Linked DNA regions of Mus musculus: region 2 is linked to region 1. Evidence: chromatin loops called from intact Hi-C (ENCODE). Cell type or tissue: gastrocnemius. All regions are shown on one strand. Each heading gives the region's core, and the rest is flanking DNA. Links, peaks and the distances in the headings are about the cores only.

What was found. A loop is a pair of places that touch in the nucleus more often than their neighbours do. Peaks named below come from ENCODE experiments on the same cell type or tissue, not always from the same donor. Only the 100,000 strongest peaks of a DNase experiment are listed, where the experiment ranks them.
Region 2: a loop joins it to region 1, with 3 times the contacts of the local background. A loop is called at or near these places in 2 of 42 quality-filtered maps.

The regions. Positions count from the first base shown.
Region 1 is chr2:29,262,451-29,278,483 of GRCm38, forward strand. No RefSeq gene overlaps it. Among named protein-coding and RNA genes, the nearest start is that of 6530402F18Rik, 17 kb to the left of the region's middle. In gastrocnemius, for the core only: no CTCF peak of the experiment used is centred there; DNase peaks (open chromatin) are centred at 8,928 and 9,519.
Region 2 is chr2:29,332,071-29,346,556 of GRCm38, forward strand. No RefSeq gene overlaps it. Among named protein-coding and RNA genes, the nearest start is that of Med27, 7.5 kb to the right of the region's middle. In gastrocnemius, for the core only: no CTCF peak of the experiment used is centred there; no DNase peak of the experiment used is centred there.

The DNA.
Region 1 (16,033 bases), core at 5,338-13,337:
GCTATTTTCACCCACAGTGGGAAGACCTCCATTTCCTTCCCTCCCTGCCCAGGAGGGGCAGTGTGTGCACACATGGAAGGGGAAAGGGAGACCGTGTGAGATTGCCTTGCCTCTCACTAATGAAGGCGTGCCAATTTTCCATGCAGACTGAAATGAAGCCGCTCTCAGAGGGAAACTGAATTCGGATAAAGGGAAAAGCATCATCGCAGTGGCTTCCCTTCCTGGTGATTCCTGCTCCCTGGACACCAGGCTGTGTCTCATGGCAACAGCATTCACACTTTGCTAAAATAAAAGCTCCCACCAGCTGGACCCCTCATTAAAGTGGAGCCCCAGGGTTAGTGCTTCCTCGGTGAGTGGCAGAAGGGTGCTGGCTGCCCTCCAAGAGGACCCCACCTCCTGGGCACAGGAGCCCCCAGGTAGAGTGGCCAAGAGCCTATCTGGCCATCCCATCTGGCTTTCTCCACTCTGATGTGTCAGACGGTACCAGGGCTGTGAGAATCTCAGCCTGGAGAGTGAATTGGATCTTGTGGTTGATGACTGATAGTGGGACAGAGAGAGCTGAGTTCAAATCCTCACTGCTGTTTAGTCGAGGTTCTTTCTGAGCTATGTCAGTTCTCCAGGACTCCCACGAAGATATAGATGAAGGCTGTGGCTGGCATATTACCCCATGGCTTCTCCCAAATTAATTTCCTCCATTCTCCCCCTTCTCTTTTTTCTCTTTTGAGGCAGGGTCTCATGCATCCTAGGCGAGCATACAACTCATGATGTAGCCCAGGTTAGCCTTGAGCTCATGGTAATTCTCTTGCCTCAGACTCCCAAGTTCTGGGATTACAGGTATATACACCATACTTGATTTATTATACTATCCTTTTAAAAATTATATAATGTCTGCTAATAACTTCTTCTTCTTCTTCTTCTTCTTCTTCTTCTTCTTCTTCTTCTTCTTCTTCTTCTTCTTCTTCTTCTTCTTCTTCTCCTTCTCCTTCTCCTTCTCCTTCTCCTTCTCCTTCTCCTTCTCCTTCTCCTTCTCCTTCTCCTTCTCCTTCTTCTTCTTCTTCTTCTTCATCTTTTTTCTTTTCTCTTTTTGGAGCCTACAGGGTATTACTAGGTAGCTCAGGCTGGCTTTGAACTCACTGTATAGACCAGGCAGGCACCGAATCCACATCCTTTACCTCCTGAATGCTGGGATTAAAGGTGTGCATGGCCACACCTAGCTTTCTTTTCATCTTTTTATTTATTAATTAATCTTGGCTTCCCTTCTTGACCTGCCCTCTACAACTTATAACATTGTATGATTCTTGTTATCTTAGAGAGTACTTCTATTCATGAAATATAGTCACTACAAAACATCTTGAGGCTTACACCAACAGCTTCAGGCCTAAGCATCAAGAGCCCACCTGGAGTCACGGAGTGGCAGCAGCCATCTGTGTGTGAGGATGCCCTCGGATGCTCCTACGAGATCTCCTCAGTACACATTTCCCGGGCCATGTCTCTCGGTGTGAAGAGCTAGTCTGCACCAAAGAGGCTTAAAGAGGCTCAACTGGACAAAATGCAGGCCTTAGATTGGGTCCTCAGAGGTCAAGAGAAAAACAAAATTGTTGAAAAGATTAGTGTTGAGGGCCAGGAAGATGGTTCAGTGGACTAAGGCGCTTGCTGATGGAGTTTGATTTCCACCCAGCTTCACATGAGGGGAGAACTAATTCCCACAAGTTGTCCTCTGACCCCACCACACAAAACAAATAATGTAAATTGTTTTGAAAAAAATCGATATTGAGAAAATTAGCCAATGTGAAATACACCATAAATTTTCTGAATGTGACTATGGTGCTTTGAAATAGTGTTCCACCTGAGAAATGTCCCTCATAGGCGCGTGTATTGGACATGTGACTGATGGCTGTGTTAGGGAAGGTGTTTTGTCACTGTAGCAGACACACAACAGCACAGAGACCTGTAATGTAGCTATTGAAACATTCCCTTCTGGAGGGAGGACAGAAGCTTATAAGACCCCAGAACTAGAGGAAACTTAAAGGGCTCAGGAAATTCCTGAAAATTATAGGATTCACACGGACCACCCGCAGTCATAAAAGCAGTAACAACTGGTGGGAGAACTCCAAGCAGAACTTGGAGGGAGCACCAGGGATGTGGCTTTATGAGTCCTCTCAGGCTGTGGTGGGCTTTTTATGGATGCAGCTGTCTTTAACAGCTCCTGAAGGAAAACTCACTGGTTTGCTAATCTAGACTTGGGCTGAAACTTTGTTCTCTTCAGTGCTCTATCTGTGGTGAAGAGATGCTTGCTCACATCTATCCAGGAAAATTCTCATAGCAACTCATTATCACTGTTCAAAGACAGCATCCTGTTCTCAGGCAAGTAGTTCATGCTGAAGGGCTGTGAGGCAAGTGGCTTCCTCTCCAAGGTCAAGGCAAAACACAAGCCATGACAACAGAGAGCTTACCTGCAGAACATGAGCAATGGGCAAATTGGTGGCAGTTGGTGAATCTAGGGGATGGGTATAGAGGAGTTAACTTTACTCTTCCCAAGTAGGTTTGAATATTTTTCAAATTAAGAAGAAAAAACAATTAGATTTCATTTCCAAGAAATGGGCACTGGTACACAGAAATCCATACAATAAGGAGTCATTACTGTGCACATGGAATGAGAATTTTATCTTAATAGCTATTTTTATTTTCACCCAGATGTTTCAACACTGCTCTGCAAGGGGTCCAGAGCTTGGCCCTGTGTTGGGTAGGATAAAGACTGCCCCTGACCAGTTACCAGGGGACCTTGAGTACTCATCTTCTGAGTCCAGCTCCTGGCAGGGTGCTGGCACACTGAGATACTTACTACAGGCCTGCATGATGAGCACATGAAGCAGACAGACACAAAGTGCGGCCAAGTTCTGTGGGGGCCACCTAGAGGTCCAGGCCCTGGCAGTGGGATGGGGATTCTGGGAGGGATGGAGTCCCCGCAACATCAACTTCTGAGCTCTAGGCTGTTTGTTATTTAGAGATAGCAAGAGATCTGGCACAGGGCACTGGGTATGTGGGCTTGGGCAAGGAGCAGACACTGAGCCCCATTAACACCTGCTGGTCTGAGCCACCAAGACACCTGTGTTAAGAACAGTAATCAGGTTAGGAGAACATGATTGGATAATTCAATTGCTGTCCTTGGGGGATTGCTGTTTAATTAACGGACACTGAAGGCAGAAGTAGGTAGTGGAGGGAAGCAGGTCTGATCAGCTAGCAGCTAGCAGGACTGGGATACCCTTGCAAAGTAGGAGCCCTGAGCTCTGCCCTACTTCCACCTGAGGGGCAGGAGCGGAGCATGTGACACCAGCTGGACGAAACACCATATCTGAAGGAAACCCTGTTCGCTTGATCCACTTGAACACACTTCTGACCTTCAAATCAAAAGGCTTCAAACAATTCGTGTCCCACAGTGAGCCTGTGACACCAGGAAGTTCCTTGGCTTGTCTCTGTTTCCTCTCCAAGATCACAGATGAGAGGCGAACTCATTCCATAGGGTGAGAGACTCATTCTAGGAGCGTGCTCTCGCACACGCCTCGAGTACAGCTGAGCATGAGGGGTCGAGGAGAGCTGCCTTTTATTTGGCTCTAACCTGAATACATTGTTTTTACAGTGTCCCAGAAAATGCCTGTTGAATTTAAAGTTTTATTTTTAAAAAGTACCAATTCACATGTCTTGGACCCAACAAAAAATCTTTTTGGCAAATGCTAATATCCATACATTTTTTTCTTCTTTTTTTCTTAATCTCTTCCTTTCTTTTTTCTCTCTCTCTCTCTCTCTCTCTCTCTCTCTCTCTCTCTCTCTCTCTTTCTTTTTCCTGTCTCTCTCTCTCTCTTTCTTTCTTTCTCTCTTTCTTCCTTTCTCTCTCTCTCCTTCTCCCTCTTTCTCTCTCTCTCTCCCCCTCTCTTACTTTTTTGTTTTTTCAAGACAGGGTTTCTCTGTGTAGTCCTGGCTGGAACTCACTCTATAGACCAGGCTGGTCTTGAACTCAGAAATCTGCCTGCCTCTGCCTTCCAAGTGCTAGGATTAAAGGCATGCCCCACCACTGCCTGGAATATCCATATATCTTTTGTGAATATAAACTAAACAAACAACTCCCCTCACCCCCACTCCCACCCCCAAACAAATTAGCTGTCCTGGGCATTTGCAGAGATGGTTGGAGGGCCACTTATGTTTAGGGGCAACTAGGCCAGTTAATCGTGAACTAGCCCTTATGGTGCATCTACTGTATGAGAGGACTCATGCTCAGCATCAGTGAGAAAGCTGGCTTCTCTCTTCATGGGTGTTTCAGGTGGGCCAGGATGGCCATTGTCCTTCCAAGGATCTGGGAGCAGGTGTCACTTCCCAAGATTCAGATGTCACCAGGACAAGAAACAGGGAGTGTGCAAAGGGGGGTAATGTTTGGTCCCCCAAACAGTAAAACAGAGTCATTCTGGGGCCCACCCCTTCTCCCTGGCGGTGCTGAGGAAGGAACCTGAGAGTAAATGTCACAGCTCCTAGCAGCCCCAGCTCAGGCCTGGCAGTGTAATTGGCGATTTCCCAGATTGCAGCAGTGTTCTCAGCTGGTGCTGCCACCAGGCGCCTGGCCCTGCAGGCTCTGCGCTCTGCCTCCCCTCTGAATGGTGTCCTTTCAGCCCCCTCATGGAAGCAGCTCCTTTGTGGCATCTGTATTCTCTCTCAGCTGCCATCATACTAGGAAAGCTGAGCCCTCTCCCCCAGGGTTCCACATTGTCCTGATCTTCCCAGAAACTGCTGAGGTGCTGGGCTACAAAACAACCGGTCAAAATCTGCCTGCTTCAAGGCTGGCATGGGAGGGAACGATGCTTTCTGAGCTGCCTGACACTTGTGTGCCAGGAAACAATGATCACGGTTCATGAACAAGCTAGCTGCAGGAACTGGGGCCTGCTGCCCCTGAAGGTACAGTTTTGGGGAGGAGCCAGGCTTTAGGAGAGAGTTTAAAAGAACAGGATGAAACTATGGTGTAGCAAAGTACAGAACTAAACAGCCAGTGTGTGCGCATGGAGTGTTCTTAAGGGTCATTAACATTGACAGTGTGACTCTCGACTGGACGAAGGGTGACACTCTCATTCATCATTTTTAATGGCAGCTCTGGTTCCATTTTCACGTGGCATTTCGTATCAACAAGTCTCCCAGGGGTACTTTGCTTCTGGGAATAGTAAGTAGAGGTGGCTGTTCCCATCTGCCCGAGGAAGGCCACTCTGGCCTGCCACTGCTCCCAAGTCTGCAAACCCAAGACTGGCACTACAATCAGAAATGGCTGAGACTACATTCACACAGTCACTCAAGGAACATTTAAAAGTGCCTACTGTGGGCCAGGGAGATGGCTCAGTTGGTCATGTGCTTATCCTGTGAGTATGAGGACCCAAGTTTGATCCTCAGAATCCCCCAAACAAACAAACAAACAAACACAAATAACAACAAGCACAACCCAACCTCTGGGTTACTGGGCTGTAAAAGAGTACTGGCTGATTTTCAGAGTCTAATCCCAGTCCCCATGCTGACAACCATCAGAAACTCTAGTTCCCTGAGGAATTCTGGACTTCATGTATATGATGCACAAACATACAAACTAACTACCCATACACATAAGCTAAATAAATCTTTTCCACACTTGTAATTATACTTGTAAACTCTGCATGGGGGCAGAGAGGAAGCAGGAGGAACCCTGGGGCTCACTGACCAGGGTGTGTAACTTAATCCACAAGCTCCAGGCTCTGTGAGCCTGTCTCAAAAAACAAGGTAGGATGTGCCTAAAGAAGATATCCAAAGTTGACATCTATCAGACTCCCTGTCTCCGTCTCCGTCCCTCCCCCTTCCTCCCCACCCCCCCATCCCCGACTACTATGCCATCAGTACTGATCAGGCCTGGAGGCATAGATGTTCAGAGCAGCCCAGTCCATCTCATCAAGGACGACTGCTAACAGATCCTGCCATAGCCCCTTAGAGCAGCGAAAACAGCCTAAGCAAGGTTTCCCGGAAGAGCAGGCATGGCACTGGACCCTGAGGTGTGAGTAAGTGTCCATCTAAGTTAATAAGGGGGATCAAATTAAGGATAGATTAGTATGTGCCCAGAGACATGAAGAGAGAAAGAGGGCAGCTTTGAAAGCAACACACCTGGTTATAGTGCCCATCAAAGACAGTCATGGTGCACATTGATCCTACAGCAGTCCAAAACGTGAGACAATACCCAAGTGTCTGTTAGCAGGAAACGGATAAAGGAGGTGTGGGGTGGCCATACAATGGACTTCAGCTACAGAAAGGAATGGAGTCTGTGGTGACTGGACTTAATTGCCAACTTGATTGGATTTAGACTCTTCTAGCAGAGTGATGAGGCCCTCTCTGGGTGTGTCAGTGAGGGATCTCAGAGAGGGTAATCAGAGGATAAGATTTATCGTGAATATGTATGTGGCACCAGCTCATGGGTCATGCGTCTGGATGAAATAGGGAGAAAAGAGGAGAATATCACCAGTTTATTCTTCGTCACACATGGGTCCAAGTAACTATGGCCCAGCCAGAAACCTTGAGCGAGGTCCCGAGGACCCAGCTATACCACTCCTGGGTGAGCATATACCCAGAAGATACTCTAACATATAACAAGGACACATGCTCAACTATGTTCATCACATCCATATTTATAGTAGCCAGAATCTGGAAAGAACCCAGATGTCCTTCAACAGAGGAATGGATATAGAAAATGTGGTACATTTATACAATGGAGTACTACTTGCTATAAAAAACAAAGACTTCATGAAATTCACAGACAAATGGATGGAACTTGAAAATATCATCCTGAGTAAGATAACCCAATCACAAAAGAACACACATGATATGCACTCACTGATAAGTGGATATTAGCCCCAAAGCTTAGAATATCCAAGATACAATTCAGACCATATGAAGCTCAAGAAGAAGGAAGACCCAAACATGGATGCTTCAGTGCTTTTTAGAAGGGGGAAAATACTCATAGGAGGAAATATGGAGACAATGTATGGAGCAGAGACTGAAGGAAAGGCCATCCAGAGACTGCCCTACCTGGGGATCCATCCCATATACAGTCGTCAAATCCGAATGCTATTGAGGATGCCAGCAAGTGCTTGCTGACAGGAGCCTGATATGTCTGTCTCCTGAGAGGCTCTGCCAGAGCCTGACAAATACAGAGGCGAATGCTCAAAGTCAACCATTGGACTGAGCTCAGGGTCCCAGATGGAGGAGTTGGAGAAAAGACTGAAGGAGCTGAGAGGGTTTGCAGCCCTGTGGGGGGAGTAACAGTGTCAACAGGCCAGACCCTCCAGAGCTCCCAAGGACTGGACAACCAACCAAAGAATACACAAGGAGAGACCATGATGCTGGCCACATATGTCACAGAGGATGGCCATCAGTGGGAGGAGCGGCCCTTGATCCTGTGGGGGTTCAATGCTCCAGTGTAGGGGAATGCCAGGGTGGGAAGGTGGGTGGGGGCGCACCCTCAGAGAGACAGAGAGAGGGGAGATGGGATAGGGGGTTTCCAGAGGGGAGACCTGGAAAGAAGGTAACATTTGAAATGTAAGTAAAGAAAATATCCAATAAAAGAAAAAAAAAAAGAACTCTTCCCTTTAAGGTGTTCTCAGGCATTTTAGCTACAGAGACATAAAAGCACCTCATGCAAGAACACTGATGTGGTAACTACACAGAGGGACACGAGGTCTTGGTGCTAAGTGTGAGAAGCCAGACCAAAGGACACTGACCAAAGGACACTGTGTTGTCCTCCTCATGTGCAACACCCAGGACAGGCAACTCTACAGACAGAAGTGAAAAGACAGCGAGTGAGCAAATGGGGAGGGGCTGAACACCAAGGGTCATGGGAGTCCTACCTTGGGGTGGTGATGAAGATTTGGAACTAAATTCCCAGTTGGTACATCAGGATGTGCCAATGCTGTGGCCACTTTCCGATGGTTAGTTATATGTGAATTTCACCTAAAACCTGAAACGAGCAAAAGGGTGGGGAGAGAAAGCAAAAGAGGACAGGCAAGAATCCCCTGGTCACATGACCCGCAGGTTGTGTCCTTTGGGTGTCCCTTGCACATTCCCAGCTTTTGTCACCTGCCCCAGTCTTCCCGGTCATGACTTTGACACTGACACCAGCCATGTTCTCAGATCTCCTTGGAGTCTGAGTGTTCTGCACAGTGGCTATGAGGCAAATTCTGTGGAATGGAGGTCCCAGCGGGTTTGTCCCTGTGCCCTCCCATTAACTTTATGGCCACCTCACACAGAAGGGGAACTTTGAAGTGTTAAGTCATCGTACGGTGCACAGACCCAGGGCCTGTAGTTCAGTCCCAATGCCACAGAGCCCTTACTTGCCACCTTGATGTTCTAAGGTTCCATAAATTATAAAATAGGAAAAATGTTTTGTTTAAAAACAAAACAAAACAAAACAAATCTCTTTTTCCAGGCTGGTGATACAGCTTAGCTGGTGAAGGTACTTGGTGCCAAACTGGAGCACTGAACTCTCAGGTGCCTATACGGTGGAAGGACAGAACTGAGTCCTGGAAGTTATTCTCTGACCCCACACGTCCTGTGGCATGTGCATCATGTGCCCTTCCCCCAACATTAGAATGTAAAACCTAAATTAAAATTCCTTTCCCTCTTCTGGCTCTGGCCCATGAGCTGTGTCTCTATGACACGTCCCTTCTGCCTCTGAAGCCCGGACAGCTCCCCTCCGGGCCCATCACAAAATCATCCACAGTGAGCGAGCCAGGGAGCCAGGAGAAACTGGCCACGGGCAGCTGGGGGACTGAGGGGCTTGCATTGTTTATGGCCTGTCACCATGTTCTTCTTGTAGACGCTCAGTCCATCCCTTGGTTGATCGTGTTCCTTTCTAGGCTGCCTTCCAAGGCAGTCCTGGGGCCAGTATGACATTGGAAGTGACTGGCTTGACTGCTTTATTGATGGCCTGAGGAGAGGGCTGTTAGAATGTGTGGACTTAGGCCAGCTGTCATCTAACTGGATGTGGCTCAGCCACCAAAGATGTCACACAACCCAGCACAAGCATGTTCTCCTCCCGGCTTCCCCATGGGGCCTGTGAGTACCTCTTGAAGTCATCTTCTTTGGGAGAAGGGCCACAGAAAATGTCACGTACCAGTTTACCATGGACTGTTTGTGAGAGTGAAGGCACTTGTCAGGACACAGGGTGTAGATATGCTGCACCCAACACCATGGAATGGCACTAAGGGACTCCAACCAAAGTAGACATCAGATCATGTAGGTTTTTGAAAAATACTGACTCATTTGCCAGCTCCCTCCTGGACCTATCTCAGACAAGACTGTTTAGTCCTGTGCCTGTATAACTCATCGGAGGATAATCGAAGGGCTTCAGGCCTCACACTGATCTGAAACATAGATACTAAAAACGGGAGGGTGAAATGACATTTTTATTGACTTGATTGTAAAGGAAGCCAGAGGACCCAGGGCAGACAGCCAACCCTGTGCTACCACATTGACGCAGGCTAGAGTCCATAGCAACAGCAGATCAGAAAACTGCTGCCCAGGGATGAGGAAACCCAGAAAGAAGGAGGGGGGCTCAGCCCTGAGGGGAGGCTTTGTGGGGTTTCTTTGGTAACAAAAGGAGGAAGCCTCTGGGGCTACAGCAAGTCACCCACACAAGGACACAGGCAGGTCACCCACACAAGGACACAGGCAGGTCACCCAGAGAGGTGGTGGTCATGCTTTATAACAAGGGCTGAGACTCAGCCAGACTCCGGACAGGGTAGTTACTAAACAGCTCACTGGGAGCCTCTCTGCAGCTTGCTCTCTGACACTTGCTGTGAGAGGCAGAGGCTCAGAGAGCCCCCCCCCACCCCACACACACACAAAGAGCAGTGGCTTTGTTTCCCAGTTCCCTCTCCCTCAGAGGAAAGTGGTGACTCTTGGCCTGCTCTGAGTTGAGAGGCACAGCCGAAGCAGAGATGGCCCAGAACAATGGAAGCTGGAGGAACCTAGGCTGACAATCTTAGAAGCAGCCCATTAAGGCCCCAAGATGATCGATACTCAGACGACTCGGGGAGGTTTAAAAGCCTCTGGATAAAGCCCTCTCCCATCAACAGGGCCAAGTGGCAGCAAGGCTGCTTGCTTGGACCCTGCTCTGAGAACCAGAGCCTCTTTGGCAGGGAAGGGAACAGTGATGGGTGGGGAAGCAGGGAGGGAAGGTACCAGGCTACAGAGTTGGCTGAGGTGCCAGGTCAGACAACCTGGGGACCCAGGGACCCCCTGACAGGCCATGGGAGCCCATGTGACCATCTTCAGTCCTGCAGTCTTTGTCAGGATCCTGTTCTCCACTTCACAGATCCATTACTAAGGCTGGTGAGGGGAAAGGGTTTGTCTGAGGTCAGGTGACTACAGGGCTCTGCTTCAGCCTCTGTTACGGACAGCTTTCTCTCTTGAGGCTTAGGAACATGATGCCGATCTCTTTTCTTTGTCATCTTGAAGATACCAGACGGCAAAACATCTATAATTAACTTGTTAAAACCTGATTCAGCCTGGCATGGTGAGACACACCTGGGATCCTAGCATTCAGGAAGCTGAGGCAGGAGGATGGCAGTTCCAGCCCAAGTAGCTGGAGATGTAGCTCAGTGGGTAGAGTGTGTGTCTAGGAGGCAGGAAGGCATGGGTTCAATCCCCAGCACGGCAGAAACCAGACGTGGTGGTGCACTCTTATAATCTTAGCACTTGGGAGATAGAGACAGTGGGATGAGGAGTTCAAGGTCAGTCTCAGCCATATGGAGTGGGTTTGAACCCAGCTCAGACTATAAGAGATCCCTGACTCAAAACAAACAAACCAACTCTAGTGAGCCTGAGCTGCATAGTGAAACAGATAGGCACAGGCTGCTAGCACAGGCTTACCCACCCACATACCTGTAGTCTGAAGGAATGTGACGAGATGTAGTAAAGGCAATGAGATTGATCCCTCAAAACAGCACTGAGCTGCCACATCTGCCATTGGCTTTTGAGGCAAGGAACTGAAGATTTAGGAATTCTGTGAGCTGCCTGAGTTCGTCCCATTTAAGGTTAAATCCCACCCCTCTGACTCTGAAACTCCAGAAGCCCCTAGATGCTGTCTGGAGGCCATTCTTGGAGGTCAGGAGCACAAGGATTAGGCATAGAGGAGGGCCAGGGAGGGCCGCCACTTTCGGATTCCCCCTCAAGGACCCTGGGCTTGCCATGTCACTCTGTCATATCTCATCACTCTCACTGTTCCGATGATGTGGGCACAGCTCAGCCTGGATAGGCTCCTGAGTTAGTAGAAGTGGGGAGGTGCCCCTCACAACACCACAGAGCTACATGCAGAAGCCCAGTCAGGGCCAAGTCCTAGGGCCATAATGTGGATGGCCAAAAGTGTGGCTGGCTATCAAAGCCTCCAGTTCTTAGGATATATGAGCACAAAGATCAGTGGGACCAATGATGTCAACCTGGTTACATCACTGGCTTGACAAAATACTTTCCAAGAACAACTGGTGTTGTGTGTGGGGGTAGGGGGGAGGGATGGGGCTTGTTCTGTCTCAGAGTTTCAAGTACAGACTACTATGATGGTGAAGTCCTGGAAGCACGCATGTGGACAACTAGTTACATTTTGCTACATTATGTTACACTGTGTCTGTCCACTGTCAGGAAGCAGAGTGAAATGAAAGCTTTGTGTGTTTGCAGCCTGGGCCTCCAGCCCATGGGATGAGGCCACTTGCCTTTACAGTGGCTATATAGGGAGCTCACTAGTAGACATGCACAGATGTTTATCTTCTAGCTAATTCTAGGATCTGTCAAGCTGACCATCAAGACTAGCAGTGACAACATTTGACCTAAGGTGGAGATAGGGCATGTGGACAGAGGCCTCAACCTGCAGCCTGTACACTGCTCATACATGTGCAGAGGAACAAGCTGTTCATCTGTGGGCAAAATCAGAAGGGGTACATACATGGATGCCACAGGCTTGCTGAGAACAGGTGTCACTGCACAGGATACCAGGCTGCGCTGTGTGCTGTTGCTGCGATCAGCCAACAGCTGGCTGTGGAGGTGCATTCCCCGTAATCTTGCACTGGGTGGAACAATGAGGCAGGAGGATTACTACAAGTTAGAAACCAGTCTGGTTCTAACACACACAATGAGAGCGAGAGAAAGAGAGAGAACGTTTTACAATTGCTCTCTGGGAAGATAACACAAAAACAAGAAATCCCTGATTTGTACATAGGACATTTCCTGGTGTAAATATCCCTGCCAAGGCTGACTCTACTCGCCAGCATGATGTCACAAGATGTGGGGCTGTCCTCATTCCTGTCATGCTGACTCCAGGGGTGCAAATATCCTCACAAGCTCAGGGAGAGCCAGAGTGCAGTAAAATAATTAGGGAGGCGTGTGTCTTGAGTAGTAATCACCTTTGATTTTAGTATAATTTGTTTAATTATAGGTTCACGTAGTTTAATTTTTAATAAGAGCTAATCTTTAATAGCTCTATTAAGGATCTCTGGAGAGACAGAAGTGCGTGCATATGTGTGTGTTCCTTTTCTCGTTGCTGTGATCAAACACCCAACAAAAAGCAACTTAAAAGAGGAAGGGTTTAGAGGGTATGGTCCACCATGGCCAGAAGGCATGGCAGCAGGAGCAGAATGTGGTTGGTCTCATTGCTTCAGACTCAGGTGTGGCTGCCTATCAAAACTCAAGCCCTGCCCACTTACATGCCTCATCAGCTACCAGGGCATTCATCCAAACTCCAGTTAAGGGGTTATCTCAGATTAATCACCCAAATAATTACCTCTCTACATATGGTTTTTCATTAGGATAGGGTCTCATGCAGCCTCGAACTCACTGTAGCCAAGGACGGCCCTGAGCTTCTAACCCTCCAGCCTCTGCCTCTGGAGTGCAGGGATGTATCACTGTGCCAAGTTTATGCGATGCTGGCAATGGAACCCAGGGCTTTCGTGTTTATTAGGCAAATACTCTACCAACTGAGCTCCAGCTTCAGGCCATATCTGGATATTCTTTAATAAAAAATAATATTTAATTCTCCGGCTTTACATCTGAGCAACACATTTCTTTTCAGAAGAGCAGCTCAAGTTAAAGGCTCAGGTTTCTCTGGAGCAAACATGTTCAATGCACCAGTCCAGGACAAGCACAGACTGCTTTGGGAAGCAGGCACTGCCACGCAGCAAGCAGATAGCAGGCATTGGTTGAGGATGGCTGAGTCTCAGGGCAGAATCTTCCTATACTCCCATCTCCATGAGCAACTTGGAATGAAACATCTACCGACACAACTCCCTCACCACACCTCCACTCTAAACTACCCAGGCCACCTTGGTTCACGGCATCTTCTGCTCCTTAGCCTATGTTTAAGTGGGTACCCCAAGATGACTGTTCTGAGTAACTGTGTGGGGCTGGCAGGGCTCAGCTGGGTGGTTTTTAGTGTCTGGACAATACCGAACACTGATGGCAGAGCAGAGTCCTACCTCTGCGGCAAGGCTTCCCAAGGTGCCTTGCAGGTGAGCTTTGTATGACATTTGACCACTGCTCATAAAATCCTACTTCCGGGATGCATGAGGGAGCACTTGTCTTTAACCCCAGAGTTTGGGAGACAGAGGCAGGCAGATCTCTGTGAGTTCAAGGCCAACCTGGTCTACATAGTTCCAGGGCAGCAGGGCTACATAGTGAGATGCTGTCTTGAAAGTAAAAAAAAAAAAAAGAAAAAAGAAGAGAAGGAAAGAAACAAAGAAAGAAAGGAAAAGAAAAGACAAGAAGAGAAAGGAAAGGAAAGGAAAAGAAAGAAAGAAAAGATCAGATAAGACAAGAAAGGAAATGAAGGAATGGAAAAGAGAGAAACCTGTTTCTTTTTGGCCTGTGACTGCAAGGCAGCCATGCTGCCATTCTTTTTGTGACACCTGGAGACCCTTCTCTAGTGTTTTCCTAGCCATGATCCCTCTCCTCATTCAACCCCTGATTCTTTTCCTTTCCTCCTCTCCTCTTCATTTGCAACTTTCTTGGCCTGGCTCCCAAACTGAGCTACATCCTTCCAGTCTATCTGAGCCTCCCCATCTGGCTCCAAACAGAGCCACAGGCCTTCTTTGTCTCACCTTTGCTCATGTTTGGAATCCCCAGGGTGCATCTCAGTGCAGGACATAACATAGCTAATAGTTGTAGAGCTGTATTGAAAGGAGGAAGAAAGAGCTGTAGGAGGCAGCATCCACAGTCCTGGCTGGCCACTGCCCTCCCTGGTTACTCATCTTCCAGGAGGAACAGACAGGAGACTGGAGAAAAGGCATTGCCAGCGCCGAGCCCTATACATACTTTATAACGCAGGATGCACACTAGTCAGCGGAATTCTGATCCAAGGGGGAGTGGAATCCATTGTCAAAGGAAAGGATATCTGCTAAGTGCAGGACAGAAGATTCTAGAAGGGCCTAGGGAGCTCCAGACACATGAGCAAACAGAAAAAAAGGGAGAGTCAGCTGTTCAGCCATATGGCTTGGCTGCCTGCTTCCCTCCCCACCCCACTTTGCTTAGAAGTTCTGAAGGTGGGCTGGAGCCCCAACCAGGTGCTGTGGGTATGGCCTCCAGTGGGCCAGAACTTACACGTGACTGGACAGTCAGAATGTCAGTCATTTCAGATCACCATGAGAATATCATGTGTGTATGCCAAGAGGCTGAGAACCTCCAAAGAGAGATGCATAGTAACCCAGGTCACGTCTTGGCCAGACAGTGGTTAAAGGGAACTGGGGTGGAAAAATTTCCCAAGCTAAAACCAGTTTCACAAGTCTGCCTTGGTGGTTGGTTTTGGGGAGCACTCCTTGGGAAAAGAGGCCAGAAAACATTTGTGTTCTCTCAAATCTCAGGCTGAGCATTTCCTGGGTCTGTTTTATGGATGTATATTTGGTCTGGGACCCTGGCAGGAGGCCCCTCTGAGTCACGACAGGACAGTCCAGCCCAGTTAGCTTTCAATCCCTAGACCTAGACCATTACCATCTTTAAAGCCTTATGCCTTAACCACCACTATAGTAGGTTTCAGGTAAAGACATGGCTTCTGCTTTTCTGGGCCAGCTTGAGGACGAGCCAGGCTGAGAGTAGAGTTGGACCAGAGGTTGATTCTGGACAAACCCTGAAGTCTTGCATTTTGTAGCTAGAAGTAGGCTAGATAGTCTCCAGCCCACAACTGCAACCTCCAATGCCCTAGTCAGTCACTGTTACTATAACCACTGTTGCTACAGGCATTAGTACAGTCACTGTTATTTCAGTTGCTCCTACCATAGCCACTGTTACTGTGCTGGCTTGCATTACAACCATCATTGCCCTAGCCACTAGATGAGTAGCATTGCTATGGTAACTGTTACTACAGCCACCGGTCGCTGTAATACAAGAGTCATTATCATTACCACAAGTGTTTTTGAGATAACTGCTCCTGTCACAGCCGTCACTGCAACCGCGTACTAAAGCCACTATGATCCCTGTTACTACAGTCATTATCTCTGGAGCTGCTAACACCTCCACAATTACTGAAAACACTCTGCTGCTATCTCTCACATCTGCTGTTACTGTAACTATGACTGCAATCACTGGACCTATCCCTATGGCTACTGTTACTATGAACAGTAGCAATAACAACAGCTTAGAAGGAAGGCTGGGATCTCCCTTCACTGGTCTCAGCCTCCCATCTGTGGGAAGAAGGAAGGAAGGGCCCCTTTCATCTCCATTGCTTCCTGGGTATCTTGGGGTGGCCAGTCAGGGCCTGGCCTGTGACAGTGACTCCCACACGGCTGTATAGGTGGTGATTTTCCCACTCCCTCCACTCTCTGCTTTCTGCTCTTTCCCTCCCTTACGTGCCTTTTGCCACACTTCATGTCTGACAGAACATAGAGTCCATGGTGCTGGATATCTGTCTCATATGGCATTCTGGTGCCCAGACCTGTGTTTGGCACCTTGCAAGTTCAATACATATCTGTGGGTACGTGGAAGCAGGAATGGCTGCTGACTGACACGC
Region 2 (14,486 bases), core at 6,163-14,162, 70 kb after region 1:
GTCATAGGGTAACCCTATCGCCACTGGGCCCCGTGTCTTAGGTTGGTCTGTGCATGAGGAAAGTTGCCCGTCTCTGGATACCGCAGTGCTGTGTGACAGTAACTGCTAAATGACCTAGGGTGAACTCTGCAAAAGAGGCCAGCCAAAAAATGAATTAGTGGGGAAATCATGATCACCCTATTGATGAGCAAGGGCTGATCAATGATCGTTGAGTCTCTCTCATCCCAGTGCCATTGGGTTCAAGAGCAGAGAACTCAGATGCCAACTAATTCTTGAGCATAGATAACCAAATTTCAGGGGAGGTGCCGTTTTCAATAGCTAAAAGTGCCTGAGTTATAATCACCTTGTCATGTTTTTGTTGGGTTCTGAATTTGCATACCAACCAGAGCATGAACACCAGTCCACAGCATATGGCAGCACCAAACAAAATCACTCCCACCCATTCCTTAAAGTAAGAAAAAGCAGAGGTAAGCCAAGAGGTAAAGTCTCCGAGGGTCACTGGTTCCACTCTGGTCCCATTAAGGTTCAGGATCTGCATCTGCAGCCTCGTCTGCAACCTCTCCAGCTCCTGCGACCAGTTCCCCTTCAGGTAATTCGATAGGTCTGTACTTTTAATAAAAGAATCATTAATATACCTAATGGGAGTAGTGCACACATGCGGAGTGGATGCCACACAACTCATTTGTATGACATCCATCATCTGTTCCATGTTATGTTGTAAAATATCCATTCTCTGATTCACTAACATTAACCCTGAGGCGATATGAGAATCTGCCCTTTGCAGGGTAAGCAATGCCTCAGACTTTTTTTTGTTTTTTGTTTTTGTTTTGTTTTGTCTTGTTTTTGCTATCTGACTTATAGTGTCAGCAGTATTAATTTGATCTGCCCAATTAGAGATAATCTTTTTCTTTAAAAAAAATTACAGGGTGTAAAAGGTTTATCCACATTATGCACAAAGCATAATGTATAATTTAAATGAAAACTAGTATTCTTATACACCCATGGTTCTTGAGGAGTTTGTCGTGCATAAGGCACATCCAAAAAACATTCCTTTGCAAAAAACAAAGGCTAGGTAGAAGAATTGGAATGTACCGGTAAAGGTACTGGCCATGATCTTACTATGGCCCACAAAGGTATACTTATCCCAGTCTCAATCATCAGGAACAGGATCATCTTGGGATTCATCTTGATCTTTCACGGTCCTTGTCAGTCATTCTGGGACCCACAGCTGTTGTCAATGATCCTGGGGAAACAAACAGACCCTCTCGCCCACGTCAACACCGTCAACACCTGTGGGCAATGATTTCCACGCCCTTATGGCAATCTGATTCACCTGCTCAAACACCTGCACTGGATATCTTGTCTGTTGCTGTGCAAAGCGACCTTGACCAAGCAGCATATCCCTATCCCATGCTGGATTTCCTGCAGCAGAGTTAGCCACTGCCTGTTCATTTGCAAATTCAATAAGGAAGGCTTTCCAATCTAAATACTGCCCAGGTGAAAGGCATGCCTTCCTCCTCCTCTGCCTCGGCTCTTTTATTTTGTCTTTTCTGTCCACCTGATAACACTGTGTCTCCTTTCTTTTTCCTTTTTCTTTTTAAGCCCTTCTCCTCTTCCGACATACTTTCTTGTTGCTCTGTAAGGATTTTCTGACCTGTCTTGACTGCCTCTACACACAGTTTCAAACAGTAACAGAGTCCATATATCAGAACAAACAAGACCAAAACTATCAGACCTACCCACAAAGGGTCAATAGGAGAAAAAAGCATAACTCATGAACCTTAACTTGTCCCAAAACCGGGAACCTTAACTTGTCCCAAAGCCGGGAACCTTATTGTCTCAATCCTTTCTTTCCTTCCTTTCCCTTTTTTTTTCTCTTTCCCCTTTCCTTTTCTTCACTATTTCCTTTTCTTTATCACTGATTCCTTTTATTTTTCCTCCCTTTTCTTTTCCTTTTTATCCCCCTTTAACCCGGGGATCAATTTGGGAGACTTACCAGTACCACCGTTCCTCAGCTGAAGAGTTCTGAATTCACGCTGTTGAATCCTTCTCAGCAGCCTGTTTTACAGGAACCTTTATTACCACCGTTCCCCAGCTGAAGAGTTCTGAATCCACACTGGATCCTTCTCAGCAGCCTGTTTTACGGGAACCTTTATTAACACCGCTCCCCAGCTGAAGAGTTCTGAATCCACACTGGATCCTTCTCAGCAGTCTGTTTTACGGGAACCTTTATTAACCGCTCCTTCCCCGTGATGCAGTTCTGAATCCTTCCTGTAGCAGGGGGTCTTCGCTCGTGCCTGAAGATGTTTCTTTTCCCGGGTTTTCGGCACCACTTCTTGCGCGCGCTCGACTGGCCAGGAAGAACGATGCTGCAACAGGATCCTTCTGCACACGTTTATTGGGAGAGCTTGATTGTAGAGGCGAAAAGACCTCGAGCCCAGAACTGGTGCTGCTTTTATAGGCCTAGGACAGGCGTTCTCTCTCATCTGATTGGTTAACTTGTCTCTCATCTGATTGGTTAACTTGTCTCTCATCTGATTGGTTAACTTGTCTCTCATCTGATTGGTTAACTTTTGTCAATTCTCAAAACCTCACCTTGGCAAAAGAACCTTTACTGGCTATGTATGTGTGGTGGCCAGCTGTAGCCAACTGCCACTCTGCAACTGCCACTCTATAACTGCCACTCTGTAACTGCCATTCTGTAACTGCCACTCTAACTGCCACTCTGTAACGGCTTCCCACAGAAAATACTTCATTGGGGCTGGCTTACAGTTTCAGAGGTTCAGTCCATTATCATCATGGTGGGAAGCATGCCAGTGTGCAGGTAGACATGGTGCTGGAGGAGCTGAGAGTTCTACATCTTGATCTGCAGGCAGTAGACGGTGACTGAATCTCACACTGGGTGGAGCCTGAGCAAAAGAGACTTTGAATCCAGGCCACAGAGTGATGCATTTCCTCCAACAAGGCCACACCTCCTGATAGTGCCCCTTCCTATGGCCATGTATTGAGATACATTGAGTCTACGGGGGCCAAACCTGTTCAAACGACCACAACCAGCCTGGCCTTGAACTCACAGAGATCTGCCTACCTCTGCCTCCTGAGTGCTGGGATTAAAGGTGTACGCCAACCCTGCCCAGCAGGGAACTTTTTCCTTAATTGACCATTAATCTACTTCCAATCCAGATCTTTGAGGTAGGAAAAGAGACCTTTAATCTGGGCCATAGCTCCTGCTGACAGCCTATATTAAGGACATGGAAGAAGGAGGCTTGTTCTCTTTGTCTGCTTCCCCTCACTCTCACTGTTAAGTCCGTTCCTTCACTGGCATACACTGCAGACCAACTTAGACATCTAGCCTCATGGATTGAACAACTACTGAATTCTTGGATCTTCTACTGGTAGGCAGCCATTGTTGGACTAGCTAGACCACAAACTGTAAGCCATTCTAATAAATTCCCATACACACACATATATATGTATGTATGCAGGCATGCATGTATGTTTGTATGTATGTATATATATATATGTATGTATGTGTGTATATGTATGTATGTATGTATATGTATGTGTGTGTGTGTGTGTGTGTGTGTATGTTGTGTGTGTCTTCTAAACCACAGGGAAACATGTTTTATTTGAACCCTCACTGAGCCTTTTTTCTTTCTTAAAATTTTTCTCTAGTAAGTTACATTCCAGTCACAATTTTCCCTCCTTCTATTGTTCTCAGCTCCCCACCCCCATTCCTCTCTCCTTCAGAGATCTGCTCCTCTTAAAAAAAAAAAAAGGAGCAGGTGTCCAAGGGATATCAGTAGAACACAGCACAACAAGTTACAATGAAACTAAGCACAAACTCTTTTTTTTTAATTAATATTTTCTTCATTTACATTTCCAATGCTATCCCAAAAGTCCCCCATACCCTCCCCCCACTCCCCTACCCACCCACTTCCACTTCTTGGCCCTGGCGTTCCCCTGTACTGAGGCATATAAAGTTTGCAAGACCAAGGGGCCTCTCTTCCCAATGATGGCCAACTAGGCCATCTTCTGCTACATATGCAGCTAGAGACACGAGCTCTGGGGGTACTGGTTAGTTCATATTGTTGTTCCACCTATAGGGTTGCAAACCCCTTTAGCTCCTTTACTTTCTCTAGCTCCTCCATTGGGGGCCCTGTGATCCATCCAATAGCTGCCTGTGAGCATCTACTTCTGTGTTTGCTAGGCCCCAGCATAGCATCACAAGAAACAGCTATATCTGGGTCCTTCCAGCAAAATCTTCCTAGTGTATGCAATGGTGTCAGCATTTGGAGGCTGATTATGGGATGGATCCTTGGGTATGGCAGTATGGTCCATCCTTTTGTTTCGGCTCCAAACTTTGTCTCTGTAACTCCTTCCATGGGTGTTGTATTCCCAATTCTAAGAAGGGGCAAAGTGTCCACTCTTTGGTCTTCGTTCTTCTTGAGTTTCATGTGTTTTGCAAATTGTAACTTATATCTTGGGTATTCTAAGTTTCTGGGCTAATATCCACTTATCAGTGAGTATATATCATGTGAGTTCTTTTGTGATTGGGTTACCTCACTCAGGATGATGCCCTCCAGGTCCATCCATTTGCCTAGGAATTTCATAAATTCATTCTTTTTAATAGCTGAGTAGTACTCCATTGTGTAAATGTACCACATTTTCTGTATCCATTCCTCTGTTGAGGGGCATCTGGGTTCTTTCCAGCTTCTGGCTATTATAAATAAGGCTGCTATGAACATAGTGGAGCATGTGTCCTTCTTACCAGTTGGAACATCTTCTGGATATATGCCCAGGAAGCACAAACTCTTATATCAAGGCTGGGCAAGGCAGGAGGACAGTGGTCCCAAGTGCAGGCAAAAGAGTCAGCCCCCCCCCCCCCCCCCGGCTGTTGGGAGTCACACAAGTACACCAAGCTACATAAGCATAACGTATTCGGAGATGCAACAGGCTCTCTGATCTTTAGTTCAGTTTCTGTGAGCCCTCATGAGCCTTACTGTGGGCTGTATTCTCATGGTGTCCTTGATCCTCTGTTTTGAGTCTCTTTCTTAGGTGGTTGTTACTGAACAAATTTGGCAGCAGAAGATCAGTGTTTATTTTTCCTCTTCTTAAAGATAAAAAGATGCATTTATTTACCTGAAACAGAGTCCCGTTATGTAGCTCTAGCTGGCCTGGAACTCTATGTAGACTGGGCTGACCTTGCACTCACAGGAATCCACTTGCCTCTGCCTTCTGAGTGCTGTGGTTAAAGATGTGTGTGGCCATACTTGGCATTACAGAATTTTATTCTATTTTAAGTGTGTGTGGTGTGTGTGTGTGTGTGTGTGTGTGTGTGTGCATTCAGGTGTCTAAGGGAGCCAGAAGAGGACATTTGATTCCTAGAGCTAGAATCACAGATTCTTGTAAAGTACAGATGTCGGGGCTGGGAACCAAAATCACGTCTCCTACAAAAGTAGTGCATGCGTTTAACCACCAGGCTGCTTCCTCAGCCCCGCGTCTCCTTGAATTAATAGATCCTCCCTGCTACCAAACTTTATGCTGTGAGCTCTAGGAAGAATCCAACTTCTTAGTCTGCTTTTTGTGTGTGCATGTGTGTCTTGTGTCTCTCTGCATGTTCATACATGAGTGTCCACACATGTAGAAGCCAGACATTGACACAGGGTGTCTTCTTTATTGTGCCCCATCTTAGATTTTGAGACATGGCCTCTCACTGAACCTGGTGCTCACTGATCAATCAGCTGTGCTGCCTGGCCAGTGACCTCCAGAGGATCGATCTGTTTGTCACCTCCTCTATCAGTGCTGGGAGTCCCAGCTCAGGTACACCTGTACTTTACTGACTGAGCCATCCTCCTAGCCCCTACTCCTTGTCTTCTAGATGCAGGACCACATGTTGTTGACTGAAGAGAAGGCTCAGAGATTCAGAGTGCCCATTGCTCTTCTGGAGGACCCAACTTTGGTTCCCAGTATCTCACAACCACTTTGATACTCCAGCTCCATGCGGATCTGACACCCTCATCTGACCTCCATCAGTACCCGTATACATGTGGCACACACCACCCCGACACACATACACATGTATAAAAATAATAAAAACAAATGTTTGTTTTTTTTTTTAATGAAAGAGTGCAAGCTTGGAAGGGTTAGGGGCTCTGCCTAGGCTCATTTCCAGGGACCTCTCTGACTCTGGGGTAAGTTTGATCTCTGCTGTCACCATCCTGTGGTCTTCAGTATCACATTAGAGTCCTGGTGGGCAGAAAGCAAAAGAGCACAGGAGGAGCCTGTACCACCCTCATTTTAGATGGATAGTAATAGACCTGCTACTAAGCACTTTAAACATGATTGACATCTGAGACTTAGCCAGGTAAACATAAAGGAATATATAATCTACCTTACATATTTTCATGCTGTCTATTGGGCTATCCCAGACCATTGCCCCCCACATCCAGGCTGCTGCAAAGTGCTGACTACATTTTGTGTCCATATATACTGAATGACTAACATGAATGTGGACTATGCCCTAGGACTATGAGCTGCCTCCGCTCAGTCCTCAGCCCCACCCCACAGTGTCTTAAGCATTGTATTTTATGATTACAGGTGGCTCAGTGTCATTGTGGTTGATCCAGGGCAGGTCTTTCCAGTGACATTCTGCCCAAAAGTACTGTGCATAGCTTTGCATCTAGGGTGTCCTTAATAATTATTAATTGATGAGGATGTCTTCATTGAATGCTTCAGCTGCTTGCTCTCAGAATACAATGGGAGTCACAAGCGTATTTTAATTAAATACTGACAACCATAATTCTGATTGTCTGCTCTCATACTCCCGAGCTTGTAGCATCCAACTAATGGCTTGCTCATTTTGGAAGATGTTAGCAGTGGGGGGGCTGCCTTTTACCCAAACAGAAGATCATAATAATTAAAATCTGATATTGTGGTGCAAGATGAACTCTTTTAAAATAATTTATATCCCGCCAACACACACAGATGCGGGCATGTACATGCCAACATCCTTGAGAATTTACAACACCTCAGAGAACCCCTGTCCATTTCTTTCTGAAATGAAAAGTTTTCTGTTGACGTGATAAAAGACTCCTTACTAGGTTCAGGGGAAATGTGTATTTTCACTGATCAATTTCTCAGTTTCCCAGAAGAGGGGAGCCACGGAGAAATTCAGAAAACTAATGACTGCAGGAGCAAATTCTATTTGTACTTTATTGCTCCAATCAGGGTGAAAACTACCGAATCACAGAAGGAGACAAAGGAAGATGCTGGCGGAGTTGGGGGGGGTGCAGGGGCTGAAAAAGATGAAGAGATGACTCTGATACAGAGAGATAGAGTCATTTGGAAAAAGAGACAAAACGGCAGGCGTACTACCCTGCATTGACTGATTGCTTCAGTGTACAGAGCCCAGCCTCTGTGTCCAAGGCGTTGGCGACACAGTGGGGATGCTGGAGAGCTTTAACCAGAGGTCCACGTTTAGGATTTCTGGGGACCATGAACCACCACAGATGTCACAGAATCTCACATGGGTAGATATGGATGAGAGCAGACAAATCCAGTGCATCTTCCCTCCTAGGGACAAAGGACACACTCAGGGTTCCTTCTCCTCCTCTCCCCTTTACCTTCTCTTCCTGCTTTTGTTGTTTGTTGTTTGTTTGTTTCAAAGCAGGGTCTCTCTAAGTAGTTCTGACTGTCCTGGAACTTGCTATGTAGACCAGGCTGGCCTTGAACTCACAGGGATCCACCTGTCTCTGCCTCACTTCTCTTCTCATTTTGATCAGGGTCATTCTTGCCCTGGAACTCTTTGTATCCATCCCAGCCTTGACTTCACAACAGTTTCTTTGCCAGTGCCTTCCATGTGTTAGGATTAGGGGTGAGAGCCACCGTGCCTAGCCACATCTTCTAACCCTCTAGGGACCACTAAAAAACAAGTACACAAAGCCAGAATTTAGGGTCTCCGGTCTTGCCAAGCCAAGCCAAGGGACTCAGATACTTTCCTTTTCAGTTTTCCTTTTGTAAAATAGGAACAAACACCATAAAAACCCTATATTCCAAAGTTGAGGAAAAGTCTAACCCAAATAGAGAACCCTGGGACACAGTTAATTGACAATGTAGTAGCAGCAGGACCATGCCATTAGAAATCTTGAGAACAAAAAACACCCACTGCTAAGCCTTGCATGGTTCTTTATCAAGAATCCCCCTGTGGTGAGTCACAGACACCTTCTCCTAATGGATATGTGTAACCCCACCCCCCCAACCTGAATTCTGGCTGGTCAGGTTTGACTGCTAGGAGAGCATCGGGGTGGAGCCTACCACCCTATCGGTCTGCCACTCCCACTGCTGCTACCTGCCTCCTAGCTGTTCCGGAGCCAAACACATGGTCACCTGAAACTGGACTCCAAGGATGATTTGGCGGGAATGGGCCCCTTCCCCTTTCTTCATAACCTGGTGCACTGAATAGTAAAATTGAGCTTTGATCAGAGCCTTGTTGTCTTAGCTCCATTCTTTCTCTTGTTCGTCTAGTTCCCTTTCTTTCAGGTTGAGTCTGCCACTTCAGCCATACCCCGTTCCTCGAGAGCTGTTGGACGGCACACAACAGATATGTTTTTCATGTGTTTACTATATACCAAGTGTTATTTCAAAACTTTTCATTTTTGAGATGAGGTTCACGTTCTAGTCCAGGCTGGCCTCAAAATTAAGGTGATCTTCTTGCCTCGGTTTCCAAGATCTAAAAAAATTTACCTGCCTATATAGCCATTAAAGCTCAGGGTTGTTTTATGGAAATTAGTTTTAAGATAACAACCCAATTCCAGCACTTGGGAGGAAGAGGCAGGCAGAGTTCTGTGAGTTCAAGGCCAGCAAGGGTCATAGTGAGTCATGTTCTCAAATAGACAAAAACAAAAGCAAACTAAGTAAAAACTTATCAGTGGCACACGCCTTTAATCCCAGCACTCGGGAGGCAGAGGCAGGAGGATTTCTGAGTTCGAGGCCAGCCTGGTCTACAGAGTGAGTTCCAGGACAGCCATGGCTACACAAAGAAACCTCGTTTCAAAAAACAAAAAAACAAAACAAAACAAAAACAAAAAACCTAATCAGAGGTTAGGAAGGAGAAAAATCTACAGCCTGAAATTATTATTTTTTTATTTATATGTATGTGACATATGCATGTGTGTGGTGTTTGTAAACATACATGTGTTGGGTATTCATCTATGAATCTGTTGATCGGCTAGCAGCCAGCTGGTCTCAGTTATTCTCCTATCTCTAACCCCACAGCCCTGGTGTTAGAGGCTCGTGTGTGTCCTTTTTTCCTCTGGCCCCAGGGATTTAAACTCAGGTTGGAATGGCTGCACAGCCAGTACTCTTAGCCACTGAGCCATCTCTCCAGTGGATGTCCTTACAGCCCCAACTCCTGCCTTAAGCAAAGCTGTAATTAGCAGCACTGTGAAGGTGAGGTTGATGCCTAGAAATGAAAACTACAGTTGAAGCCCAAGTCAACGGAATGCTTTTCCTTCGCAGCACCGTGAATGTGTTCAAGGAGCACTTGAGTGTTGTCTCAGGCAAAACAACACTGGGAAACAGATTTTTGTGTAGAATTTATCTTTTAAAAAGTTAGCCTATTTTTATTTTATGTGTATAAGTGTTTTATGTGTGCACATCACATGTGTGCCTGCTGCACATGGAGGATAGAAGAGGTCGTTGGATCCTGTGAAATTGGAGTTACAGGTGGCTGTGATCAGTCACATGGCTTCTGGGAGCCAAACCTGGGTCCTCTGTAAGAGCAGCCAGTGCTCTTAACATTGCAGCTGTCTCTCCAGTCCCCAGAATCTACCCTTAAACTTTCAGAACCAATGGATTAAAGTTGAGATGCTACAGTCAGGCTGAGGAGAAGGTGGGAATTATTAGGCACACACACCATTCTGTCAGCATAGCCTGGCAGAAAGGAAGAGTTTGCTTGCCTTCTGGACTGTGATTTTACTTTCCCTGCCCTAAAATCATGAAGCCACCTAAAATAATGGGTAGTGACATCATTTCTAACTTACAATTCATATATATATATATACACACATACATACATACATACATATATATATGTGTGTATATATATATATATACATATATATATACATATATATATATATATATATATATACATATATATATATATATATATATATATATATATATATATATGAATTGTCATGTGGCAGGACTGCTGCCCAACACCTTGGTACATTTGCTTGTCTTCCTCTCTCCAAATAAGCATCCCCGTGGTATTTCCTTTCTTATATCGACACAGTGACGGTCTTTTTCACATAGTATAGATGTATTCCCCCAAACAAGGGGATCTTCTTCTGTAATCACAGCATGATGAATAATGCCATGGAATTGTCATGGGCAAAATGCTCACAACTAATTTACAGACCTTTCTCAGACTTCCGCAGCTGTGTCAGTCCGACGAGCCTAGGGACAGCATTGCGCTCTGTTGTCAGATCCTGAAAGCAACCCCTGGCCTGGAGCAGCTTCTCTGCCTTCATGAGCTCTTGTTAACACAATATTATTATTCTGTTCAAAACTCCAACAGGTCAATTATTCTGTTGCATGCATTTCAGTTTGAGGTTAGTTTTCAGTTTAGGTTCTTATTAAATTCAAGGTTTGCATTCTTGGGAGGGGTAGTGGGAGCAGGAACCGAACAGAAGTCTCAGTGTCTCCTTTCAGTACATAGTGTCTGGAAGAACACAGTGTGTTCTGTCCCCAGTAACACTGATCCTGACCCCTCAGGTAAGCTAGTGTCTGTAAAGTCTAGTCTATTTTCTCCCCATTTAAAAAATGTATTACTGGGGGCTGGAGAGATGGCTCAGCAGTTAAGCTCACTCTTCCAGAGGTCCTGAGTTCAATTCCCAGAGACCACATGGTGGCTCACAACCATCTGTAATGGGACCTGACGCCCTCTTCTGGTGTGTCTGAAGACAGCTACAGTGTACTAGTATACATTAAATAATAAATAAATAAATAAATAAATAAATAAATAAATAAATAAATCATTTTAAATGCATCATCATCATCACCACCACCACACTATTATTATTGCATGGTATGGATGTTTGTGTTTATGTCAGGGGACAACTTGTGGAAATTGGTACTGCTTTTCTACTATGTTTGGCTTGGAGACTGAATCCAGGCTGTCTTTACCTGCTAAGCAATCTTTTATATTACTAAGCTTTAAAAAAGATGTTCTGAGATTTTTTTTTAAGTTTTAAATTTTATTTAATTATTTAAAAAATCTTTATGTGTGTGTGTGTGTATTTTTTTTTTCTGCTTGCATCTTTGTGTATGCATCATGGTGTGTTGGATGCCCAAACAGATCAGACCTCCTGGAACTGGAGTTACAGATAACTGGTTGTGAGCCACTGAGTGGGTTCCAGGAACCTAATTCAGGCCCTTTGCAAGAGCAACAAGTGCCCCTACCTGCTGAGCCAGCTTTCTAGTCTCTGGTTTGTTCCTTTGTATCGTACACACCTGGTTCTGTGGCATTCTGTCTGTTACAGTGCTGTGTAACCATTCATTTACATTGCTCTGTAAGCGTTTCCATCTGCCATCCACAGAGACTTTTCCAAGTCCACTTTCTTTAATGTTCCTGAGATGACAGGCTAAACTCTTCTTTCCCTGAAGCTTCCCCATAACCAATTCAGGTCCTGGGACTGGAGACTGAATCCAGAGCCTCACATATATCAGACAAACAGTCTACCACTGAGCTACATCCTTAGGTACAGCTGGTTCTTTTTGTTGCTCCTAGAAACCCCAGAAGGGCTCATCTTCCTGATTGATATGACGACACAATGAAGGTCAGCATCATGAACTCCTTCTTGCTCCTCTATCTTCTCTGTTCCAAACTGTGTGTCCATAGTAGACACGGCCGAAAAATAAGTAAGATGCCTTAAACTGCAGCACCAGATTTGGGAAATATTTTGTTTACACCCCAAACTCTCTTCTTTCTACAGTGTCTATGCTAGAAGTCTTTTCTTTAGATGTGTGAACTTTACTGGAAACCAGCCCCTGGAAGCTACAATTTCACATTCTCACCATTCGATTTTGACTGCTTCTATACTTCATAAAAACAGAATCTTAGGATATTTGTCTTTTTGTGTGTGACAGTTTTGCTTCCTATAGTTTTTTGTTCCAGTTTCATCTGTGAAATTGTCACTGGCAAATGTGTGCCGTCCCTCTTCATTTTATTTTATTTGTACGGGTATTTTGCTTACAAGCACACTTGTACACCACGTGTGTGCTGTGATCTTGAAGGCCAGAGTAGGGCAAGAGATCCCTTTGGACTGCAATTACAGCTGATTGTGAGCTGCCATGTGGATTCTGGGAACCAAACCCACACCCTCTATAAGAGCTGCCAGTGCACTTAGTCACTAAGCCTCTGCCCAGCCCCCAAACATGTCTTTTTTTTTTCTTTTGGTATAGCACCCATGCTGCACCTATGCTGACTTTTAAGTCCTAGACTTCTGATTTACTCTCAAGTTCTGGGGTTACAGGTCTTTATCATCACGCCTAAACAATAAAATGATTCATGAATCTGCAGATGTTATTAGGATGTTATCTGATTGGCATGTGTCAGAATTTCCCTCTTAGGAAAAAAGGTAATGTTAAACCTGAGAATCTAGAGGAGAAAAGACCAAATCCACTGTTGTCCAACTAAAGTAATCTATTTGGGGGTGAATCTAGAGTGGCTAGCCAGCTGACTCACCCCAAGTCAGGATTTGGGAGAGCAGCCTGTAGTGGCTATTCCTGGTTGTCAACTTGACTATATTTGGAATGAACTACAATCCAGAATTGGAAAGGCTCACCAGTGACCCTTATCTGGAGGCTTGGAGATCCTTATCTGGATCTTGGTATGGAGATCTTGAGCCATAGTGGCTATGGATTCCAGAAGATTGAATCTTGGAGTTTAAGGAACACACCTTTAATCTGGGCTACACCTTCTGCTGGAGACAATATAAGGACATTGGAAGAAGGGAGTCTAGCTCTAGCTCTTGCTCCTTCGCCTGCTTGCTGTGTGAGACTGAGTAACTGCTAGATCCTTGGACTTCCATTCACAGCTGCGACTGAACAATTGTTGGGAATTGGGCTGCCGACTGTAAGTCATCAATAAATTCCTTCACTATCTAGAGACTGTCCATAAGTTCTGTGACTCTAGAGAACCCTGACTAATACACAGCCCCTTGAGGTCCTTTTTATAGGAGAGTGCTCACACAGACGACTGTTAGAAAGATGCAATGAAAGGGAGGAACAAGGGGAGGGATGCTCATCTAGTGAATGTGGTCACGAGTTTAGTGTAGAGGTTGAAAACGTGTTTTGCAGCTTACCTAAAGAACAAGAACTTGGCAGGGCAGTGGTGGCACACGCCTTTAATCCCAGCACTTGGGAGGCAGAGGCAGGTGGATTTCTGAGTTCAAGGCCAGCCTGGTCTACAGAGTGAGTTCCAGGGCAGTCAGGGCTACACAGAGGAACCCTGTCTCGAAAAACCAAACAAAAACAAACCAAACAAAAAGAACAAGAACTTATTCTTTTTTTTTTCTTTTAAGATTTATTTTTATTTTATGTATGTGAGTACACTGTAGCTGACTTCAGATGCACCAGAAGAGGGCATCTGATCCCACTGCAGATGGTTGTGAGCCACCATGTGGTTGCTGGGAATTGAACTTAGGACCTCTGAAAGAGCAGTCAGTGCTCTTAATCGTTGAGCCATCTCTCTAGTCCCAGGAACTTATTCTTAATTACAAATAAAAACCCTAACTTGCAAGGACTTAACATGAGGCAAATAGAACTTATTCTTTAATTACAAACAGAAACTTTAGCCTGCACAGGACAGAGGAACTTATTCTTAACTGTCTTAACTGCAAACAGATCCCCTAAGCTGCAAGGTCTATTTTCCCTGTTTTGATCTTCCATTAACTTGAAAGGTATATTGTCCATTTTGATGTCACAGTATATATCAATTTGTATCATATATAATCACATTTTGCTTATTTGCTTATACGTTGGTAGATATCTGGCTCCTTTCACACTTGACTATAGTGAATGAGGTTGCGGTGGATATGGAAGTACAAACATCTCATTTAGACACTGCTTTCAATTCTTTTGGACACATACCATAATTTCTATTATTATTATTATTGTTAATTTACTTTTTGGACACAGGTCCTCATGTAGCCCAAATGTTTTCTATTTCCTTTTAAGTTTCATAAAGAAAAACGTTTTGAAACTATATAGAATACCTTGCTGTTTCGAAAAAACATCAATTGATTCATACCTTAACCAATTATTTAGGCTGCCAAGTGGCAGTTTTCTTGTATCACTCTGCCTTCATTTATGTGTTGGCATTTTACTACAGGTAAGAGAGTTCTTCCCCTTTATTTATGAATATGGACTCATTCATGTACTCTGGGGACATTTTATTGTTTTGAGAAATTCCTATG